2 separate regions of the Homo sapiens genome follow, and region 1 is linked to region 2. A link is an interaction called in ENCODE POLR2A ChIA-PET data of the cell type or tissue named here. Cell type or tissue: MCF 10A. All regions are shown on one strand. Each heading gives the region's core, and the rest is flanking DNA. Links, peaks and the distances in the headings are about the cores only.

What was found. ChIA-PET counts read pairs that join two places held together with the same protein. Peaks named below come from ENCODE experiments on the same cell type or tissue, not always from the same donor. Only the 100,000 strongest peaks of a DNase experiment are listed, where the experiment ranks them.
Region 1: POLR2A ChIA-PET joins it to region 2 with 5 read pairs; 2 of 35 experiments call an interaction of 5 or more read pairs at or near these places.

Annotation. Positions count from the first base shown.
Region 1 is chr4:124,119,591-124,124,000 of GRCh38, forward strand. All of the region lies in intron 2 of LOC105377407 (a long non-coding RNA gene), which reads right to left. Among named protein-coding and RNA genes, the nearest start is that of LINC02516, 440 kb to the right of the region's middle. In MCF 10A, for the core only: no CTCF peak of the experiment used is centred there; a DNase peak (open chromatin) is centred at 2,231.
Region 2 is chr4:124,192,553-124,196,962 of GRCh38, forward strand. All of the region lies in intron 1 of LOC105377407 (a long non-coding RNA gene), which reads right to left. The region is part of intron 1 of LOC105377406 (a long non-coding RNA gene); the gene reads left to right. Among named protein-coding and RNA genes, the nearest start is that of LINC02516, 360 kb to the right of the region's middle. In MCF 10A, for the core only: no CTCF peak of the experiment used is centred there; no DNase peak of the experiment used is centred there.

The DNA of each region.
Region 1 (4,410 bases), core at 186-4,185, 73 kb before region 2:
TAGATCATTCCAGGGGAGCATGCCAAAGACTATGCTACCTTCAAAAACTTAAAGGACTTAAAGGATGTTGATTGGGATGGTGATTACTCGAGTGTAATATATTTGTCAAATCTCATCAACTTACAATCTGTGCATTTTTTGTATGTTAAATTAGGGTAATAAAGTTGATTTAAACAAAGCAAAACAAAACTAACTTTTTATAGCTAGTCAGCCTGTGTGAAAGATAACTCTCTTTCCAATACATTATGTTGAACTGTTTTCTTTTGGTACAACTTGTGTTTTTTAATGTGCCTCAAAAACTGCTAAATTTCCCAGAATTAAGCTAACTGTGGAAGTTTGTGGTATAAATGGAGAAGCTGTGAAGACACTCCCCAGGTTTAAAAAATCAAACAATGTAGAAACCTATCTTTCGGTTCAGATTTTAGTGTTAACAATACTGGTTTCAGTAAAATACCTCTAGTATCCTCATCTAAAAGAAAAAGCACAAACGCAGAATTTAAGGGTGGAGGAACCAACTGTGGACGTTTGATTCTGGTTACAAATGTCTGTGAAGATTTAACTGTATTAGCGGTGTTATTTAAATTGTTCTAGTTTAATAATTGAGATATAAATTAATGAAGATTTGATAACTTTGTTATCCACCTAAGGCCTATTAACTTTAGCGCATGATTTTCTACAATACAAATTTTTAAAGAATATATATAGGATTTGTAACAGAAAGACCTGTTCTAAAATCTTCAACCACGTTTTTTCTTCTTTCACTAGTAGTAAGTGGTTCTTTAGCAGCATTTTCAGTTTCATTTTATATGAATAAAGTTACTAATAAGTAGGTTCTTTATAAAATCAGTTATATTTTGCATGGTCTATAAATATTTCAGTTGCATAAGTGACCTGAGAAGATCTAAGTCTTTATCACTATCTAGATATCATTCAATGCTAGATTTAGTTAAAAAAAAAAAAAAAAGCCCTGTACTGAACATGTGAGACTTTTGATTTCTTTACTTGATGTCAGCCTAGCCCAGAATACAGTCATTTTGTGACGCATTACAAATTACTCTTGTGTCTTTCTCCATCTTTTCTTTAATTAGGCTATTGCCTTTATAGTAATAGTATGATTGCAGAAACTGTAATTTTTGAAGTGCAGAAAACTGTTAATGCAATTAGCAAAAAAATAGTATACTTGCATGCCCATAAGTTTTGTCTAAAATATTTTCAATATACATTACATCTTATTTTAGTTCATAGAATTAATTTTTGTCCTAGTTATAGATTGCATTATGCATTTGAGAATGAAAGGCAACTTTATGTTAGTAATTATTCTTTCTCATATCTTTTCATGATGTTATGAATTTACATTGAATACAAATAGAGCCAATTGCTTTACCCTATGGTTTCTTTCCATATTGTAATATGTTTTAACATAGATCACAATTAAAGCCTACTGTGCTTCATAATATTCCTTGATGCCAGCTGTTCACCATCAATAAAATGGCAGTTTCTTCTCATTTCAGTGATTTCTTCTTAAATTTTTCTCCTTGAATTTGTGAAATTCTGAATAACAAAAGTGATACATGCAAATTAATGCTTTCACATTGGTAGTATCTGGTCAACAGGAGTCTCCAAAATGAAGAATGAACCCAGTCCAGTGTCAAAACCAACTATAGTTGAGGAACTTTTCACAGACACATCTAATTTAGCACTTCTTACTTGATATTTAAATGAGCTGTCTGAGACACATTTCTGATGAAATGTCTCTGTGATTATTTGAGAAAACTGAAGACTTTACTCTGGTAGCTCCATCATTCCTGTAATTGTTTTTGCACATCAGAACTAATTCCCCATTTTGAACTCAACAAATGCCAGTTTTTAGAGCTATTTAATGAAGGAAACAAGTTCAAACTTTATTTCCCCCTTTAATGCAATCAGAGGTTATGTTTGTTTAGAAAGCTAACATCTATCCAGATTATACACGCTCACCAGTGTCAGGCCAAAAAACACAGGCCCAAAACCACTCATTCCATAACTCCCTCATTTTCTGACCTATGGCTGTTATTGTAGGAATTGAATCTATCAAGAAGTTGCCTCTGGTACAGTCAGAGAATATCATGGCACCTTGTGCAATAATTTGCAAACTGGTTTGAGAGAAGTTGTATGAAAAAAATACATTCCAAACCTTGACCTCCCTACATTGTCACAGAGAATGTTTGGCTGGGCTTAGTTCCAAAAAAGCAAAAGAAGTGTATCTGAGAGCTAGGTGAGGTTGGGAAAACATGCTTGGCAGCTAATGATGAAGGAGCTTAACCTTCAGTCTTTGGCATCAGACACATCTGAGGTGAAGTCTTGGCTCATCTGTCTAGTGTGTGATCTTGTGCAACATATAACTCTCTTTAAAACTCTATCTTTATCCATAAAATTTGGAATTTAATAGTAATTGCATCATTTGGTTGTGTTGACTCAGAAAAGGTCCTCAGTAAGTGTTTTTTGAATTAATGAATTTAAATACATAATGACAGAATTTGCAAAGTGACAGACATGTTTAATTGCTTTTTATTATTGTGTTTATTGATCTTATATTTGTGGTTATTTATAAAGTTTTACTTGGTCTCAGAACAAAATGGATAAGATAAAATGAATATCTTGTATCAGAATTAGTCAATGCTCCACAGTAGAAATAGCTATTTTTACTATACTGCTGGGTACAAGGACAGAATAAAATACCCACTTAGCCATTTTAGGAAGATGCTCCTCAAATTCCGAAGTGGCTTGGAAAACAGAACCCAATTTTGATCCTTCTCCTTGGACAGTCAAACTGGAGAATGGTGATTGGTCTCTGCGAGTTTATTTTAACCTGAGGTTCCTCCATAGGACATTTCAGAGAGTAGGACATAAATCTGCGTACGTGTTTTCCTTTCTGCTTAGAGAAGGCTTTGGCATGGCTAAGCATTTGCAAAGTACCTACTCTGATGGCCTCCGAGGGAATGTATGTAGGTATTGACTTGTTGCTGTTAAAATATTCAACATATTCAACTAGTTCAGCTACATTTAATATGTTCATACAATTTAAGGTGACATTATTTTCAAAAAGAAAATTTAGAAATCCAGGTCAACATTTTAGTAATCTTAAGTCAAAGTCTTAAAAAATAGATTAACCTGGTAAATTCTAAAGGCATACAGCTCTTTCAGATTTTAAGAGACATATACAAAGTTCAGAACATTTTAAATGAAAAATTGACACTGTGACCAAATGAAAATAAGAATAATAATAACATTAATATAATGGATAGCATTTATCCATAATATAATGGATAGCATTTTTATAAGACATCTGGTCAACACAAGATTCAAATACTCAAATTTTTCTTTAAAAGGATATTTTAATAAGACAGGCAAAATAAAATATGTTTATTATAGGAAGCCTAATGATTAATTAATTTCATATTTTCTTTGGAAAAATATTTTTTGATTTGTTTCTGCTACAGCTGAAAGATAGATTTATGTTAAGCTTCTCCTGGCTTAGTCCTTATGGGCTCCATGGGCATTATTTGCTTGGAGTGGTAGAGGCCAACGCTGAGGCAATGTCACTTGTGGAACTCACCTTGAAAACTCATTGGCAAGTGAGGGGAATTCAGCCAGAGGACTCTCTTACTCCTGTTCTTCTGTGCAACCACTAGACCATTCTCTTTTTTTGAAAATATGTTAAAAATACCTACTCATATATACAAATCCCTACTACCTTAATATTGTTTGATTGCTTCATTTGTCTTCCCACGCTCTTCTCTCTTCTAACAATCATTCATGGTATTTGAAAATGACTCAAAGGGAATACATTTAAGTATTGCTTTGTGGCTCAACAAAACAACGCCTCTCTGTCTGTTCTTCTTTTGCTGTTTTTGACAAAAAGACAATATACATATTCGTATGCACACAATTACATTTGTCGTGTATTTTTAAACCCTCACTCATTCTTAGTTTACTTGAAACTATTCAACTTTACCTAAGCATAATATGGAAGACTTTTCTTTCTCTGTCTTTAAGCTCCTTTCATCAAAAAGAAAAGAAATAGTGATGGCTTGAAATAATGTGATAGTAACAAAAGGAAAGAGAAAAGTAATCAGCATTATTATTAATAGAATAGTTTGAAGGATATATACACACACATGTATGTGTGTATCTATCTCTACACATTATATATATAGATGCTTTTCAATGTCACTTTTTAACTATACTTTGTATGAGTAAGTAAAGTTGGCAGATGCCAAGTAAATGTTAGGTATGTGACATCCCAGTAGGCTTAGGGTACTAGAGTAATTTGAGAGTGCTATGGAAATATGTGTAATCAGAATAAATTTATGTAGGTCAAAAGTTCATCAGGATTAAAGGTAAAACATATTTGACTGGGTCAAAAATGTT
Region 2 (4,410 bases), core at 263-4,262:
TTAATTATGGTTATCTATTCCAGGGAGCCAAAAAAATAAAAATAAAGAAAATGAATGGAATCTAAGAGATTTTCAGGTCATTATCAGGCTCACTAACATATGAATAATGGGAGTTCTGTGGGAGAGGAGAAAAAAGAGCAAAAAGAATATTTTAAAAACAATGGTCATAGTTCTCTAAATTTGATGAAAGACATGACTCTAAACATACAAGACACTCAAAGAACTCCAGGTAAGATAAATTTAAAAGAGAGCCACACTGAAACACGTTATAGTCAGATTGTCAAAAGCAAAACTGGCTACATCATTTTACTTTCCCATCAGCAATGTACAGGCATATCTCACGGATATGGCAGGTTCAGTTTTATACCACTGCAAAAAAAGTGAGTATTACAATAAAGTGAGTCACACAATGTTTTTGGCTTCTCAGTTAATATAAAAGTTATGTTTATACTATACTATAGTCTATTAAATGTGCAATAACATTATGCCTAAAAAATAGTTTATGTGCCTTTATTAAAAAATACTTCATGATAAAAACGTTAATGAGCCTCTGAATCTTCAGTGAGTCTTAACTGAGAGTTTTGCCTCATGCCTCAATGTGATGGCTGCTGACTGATCAGGGTGGTGGTTGCTGAAGGCTGGTGAGGCAGTGACAATTTCTTAAAATGAGACAACAATGAAGTTTGCTGCATCGATGGACTTTTCCTTTTGTGAAATATTTCTCTGTTGCATGCAATGCTGTTTGATAGCACTTTATCCACAGTTTCAAAATTGTGGAGTCAATCATCTCTAACCCTGCCACTGCTTCATCAACTAAGTTTATGTAATATTCTAAATCCTTTGTTGTCATTTCAACAATGTTCACAGCATCTTCACTAGGAGTGGGTTCCATTTCACAAAACCATTTTCTTTGCTCATCCATAAGAAGCAACTTCTCATTTGTTAAAGTTTGATCATAAGGTTGCAGCAATTTAATCTCATCTTAAGGCCCCACTTCTAGTTCTCTTGCTATTTCCATCATCTGCAGCTACTTCTTCCACTGAAATATTGAACTCCTCAAAGTCATCCATGAAGGTTTGAATTAACTTCTTCCCAACTACTATTAATGCTGATATTTTGACTTCTTCTCATGAATCATGAATGTTCTTAATGGCATCTAGAATGGTAAATTCTTTCTAGAAGATTTTTAATTTACTCTGCTCAGATCCATCAGTGGAATCACAGTCTATACCAGCTATAGCCTTACAATATGTATTTCTTGAATCATAAGACTTGAAAGTTGGAACTATTTCCTGATTCATGGGCTACAGAATGAATGTTGTGTTAGCTTCATCTAACCTATTTATCTCGGCTTTTGATATGCCTTCCTTACTAAGCTTAATCATTTCTACCTTTTGATTTAAAGTGGGAGATTTGAGACTCTCCCCTTCACTTAAACACTTAGCATCCATTATCTTGTTATTACTTGGCTTCATTTCAATATTGTTGTGTCTTAGGGAATAGGGAGGCCCAAGAAGAGAAAGAGATGGGGCAACAGCTAGATGGCGAAACCCTCAGAATAGGCACAGCATTTATTGACTAAGTCTGCAGTCTTTTATGGGCACAGTCTGAAGTACCCCAGAACAATTACAATAGTATCATAAAATCACTGATTTCAAATCACCATATGTAATAATGAAAAAGTTTTAAATATTGTGAGAATTATCAAAATGTGACACAGAGACATGAAGTGAGCGCATGTTTTTGGAAAAAAATGGCACTGACATATTTGCTTGACACATTTGCCACAAACCTTTCATTTGTTAAAAAAAAAATCCAAAGTAAACATTATCTGCAAAATGCAATAAAATGAAGCAAGATAAAACAAGTTATGCTGGCATGAGTGTTCTGATTTCTCTGTATACTCACCAACACTTGTTAATATCCATCCTTTTTTTATTATACTTTAAGTTCTAGGGTACATGTGCACAACATGCAGGTTTGTTACATATGTATACATGTGCCATGTTAACATCCATCTTTTTTAGTAAAGTCATCTTAGTGAGTGTGAAGTGGTATCTCATTTTTGTTTTTATTTGCATTTAGCTAATGGCTAATAATCTTGAGCAATTTTTCATGTGCTTGTTAAAAAATGTCTTAAACTGGCAATTGGAGAAAACATTTTGGTCTTTGATCCAGCTGACATGAAGGTAATTTAGTAAATTTACTCAATAAGACATATTCAATTAGTCACCTATTCTGCTGACAGAACTGGGTATAGGACCTCCCTTCTCAATGAGGACAACTTGATTAAAGAAAACTTGCCTGGAGCCTATGACGTCGTCCTACAGAAGGAAGCAAAAGAAACATCATCCAAACATTTCAAGGGGAATTTATCTCCAAAAAGGATTCACTATAGAGATGTGCATAATATTTCAGAAGCTGTTCTTCATTTTCCATATTTTACAAGATGCCCTGGACTCTATGAAACAGGAAAAGAAAAGTGTAATCTGAGGACTAGTTGAAATGAAAATGTGAGAAGAAACGAAAATGTGAGAAAAAATGAAGAAAATGATGATAACTCATAAAGGTAAAATTTCAAGATTAACAGAATTCAAATCTCCATTTGAGGTAATGAAAAACATAAATGGCATTAGAGGATACTAGCAAGGTGAAGAACAATAATAAGAAACTCTCCTTGAATTAATTGGAAAATGACAAAAATGTTAATGATAACATGGTTTACGAAGATTGAAAAAGAGACTGAAGCCAATGGAAAAATTAAATACATAGCTAAGAAAAATATCTAAACAACCTTTCAAATAACACAGTTCAGATGATCTCAACAGATCTCTAGGTCACCCCTCTCTAACTCCTTGAGAATTAATCATAGCTGGCTTACCACCATTCTCTTCAATACTTCTCCTCGCATGATTCTTGATTTTTGGAAATTACAATATTCACATAGATGATACCTCTCACACCCTGGCCTCTTAGTTCCTTAACAAGCATCCACTCCAATATTCAAAAATAATGATGTAAAATTACTGAAACTACATTCCTTGTGGGACCTCAGATTTGGAAATCTCACTCTCCGCCTACTTCCTACTTGTTCTATCTCACTCTCTCCAACACATGTAGACAATTATTCTGCTTCTCCAGCAACCTATGTTCCATGAAGCATTTTTGCTTCCCTCTCCAAGTACCACTTTCCCTCTTCCTCAGCTTATCTTTTAGCACCAATCATTATAATCATGCCTGTACACCACCAACTCCTGTCTTCCCCATACCTTTGCCACAACTGCCTGGCAAAACCTAAACCCTGGTTAAATCCAGCTCTCTGCCTACTCAATTTCTATAGCCATGCAATAGAATAGTGTAAAAAGGCAAAACTATGTTGAATGGCCTTACTTGAAATTGCTGACACAGATTTGGAGTACTCATAGAGCTATCAGCTGAACATCCTTATTCTATTCTCCCAGTTAGTCTCAGGACCTTACATCTTCTCTAATCTCCAATAGATCCTCACCATTTTCACTCTCAGCTGATGACCTTGATTTATACTTGACCAAAATTAAATTAGGTAATCATAAGCATCCTCCACGCGCCCCACCAGCACATCTTCACACTTACTCGCCTGTGCCACCCATATGCTCTGCTTCCCTCCTTACATTATGTAAACTATTCTTCCTCATCTAAGGCCAAGCTCCTCACCAGTATAATAGATTCTATCACTTCTCACTTATTTTAGGTCTCTTTCCCAGCAAAGTGCCCCTTTACTCATTCTAGTTTTCTGCATCCTAATTTTCTCCCTTTAATTGAATCATTCCCATTAGAATACATACATGCCTTATTTTTCATTTTAAAAAAGAAAGTGCTTTTTTTTTTTTTTTTTTTTTTTTTACTCTATAGCCAACTCTACTAGCTATCACTCCACTTATCTGTTTACCTTTACAACAGTATTCTTTGGAAGGGTTTGTAATCATTTTGCCAATCTTCTCCCTGATCTCTTAAACATACTCCAATCGATTTTTCAATGTCATTCTACCAAAATGCTTAATGCCCCAAGCTCGCCAGCTATCAGGTTGCTAAATCCAAGGGTCAATTCTTAGACTTCATCATACTTTTCCTTAAGCAGCCACAGTTGGTACCTTATTTTTCTTGGAGCATTTTGCCATTGGCTTCTGGACATCACTTTGTTTGCTCTCTTTCTACTTTTTGGGCTGCTCCTTCTCAACCCCTTTGTCAGCTCTTCCTCAACTACCTTACCTCTAAGCAATGCAGTGCTCTAGGACTCAGGCCCTGAACTTTTCTGAAAAGTTTTCAATACAGTAATGTACTTTAAAAATTATCTGTGTTACCCATTCCTTAACACCAAGATCAGCATCTCTATATGGAAATCTAATGAGCAACTCAAATTTTCAAAGCTGA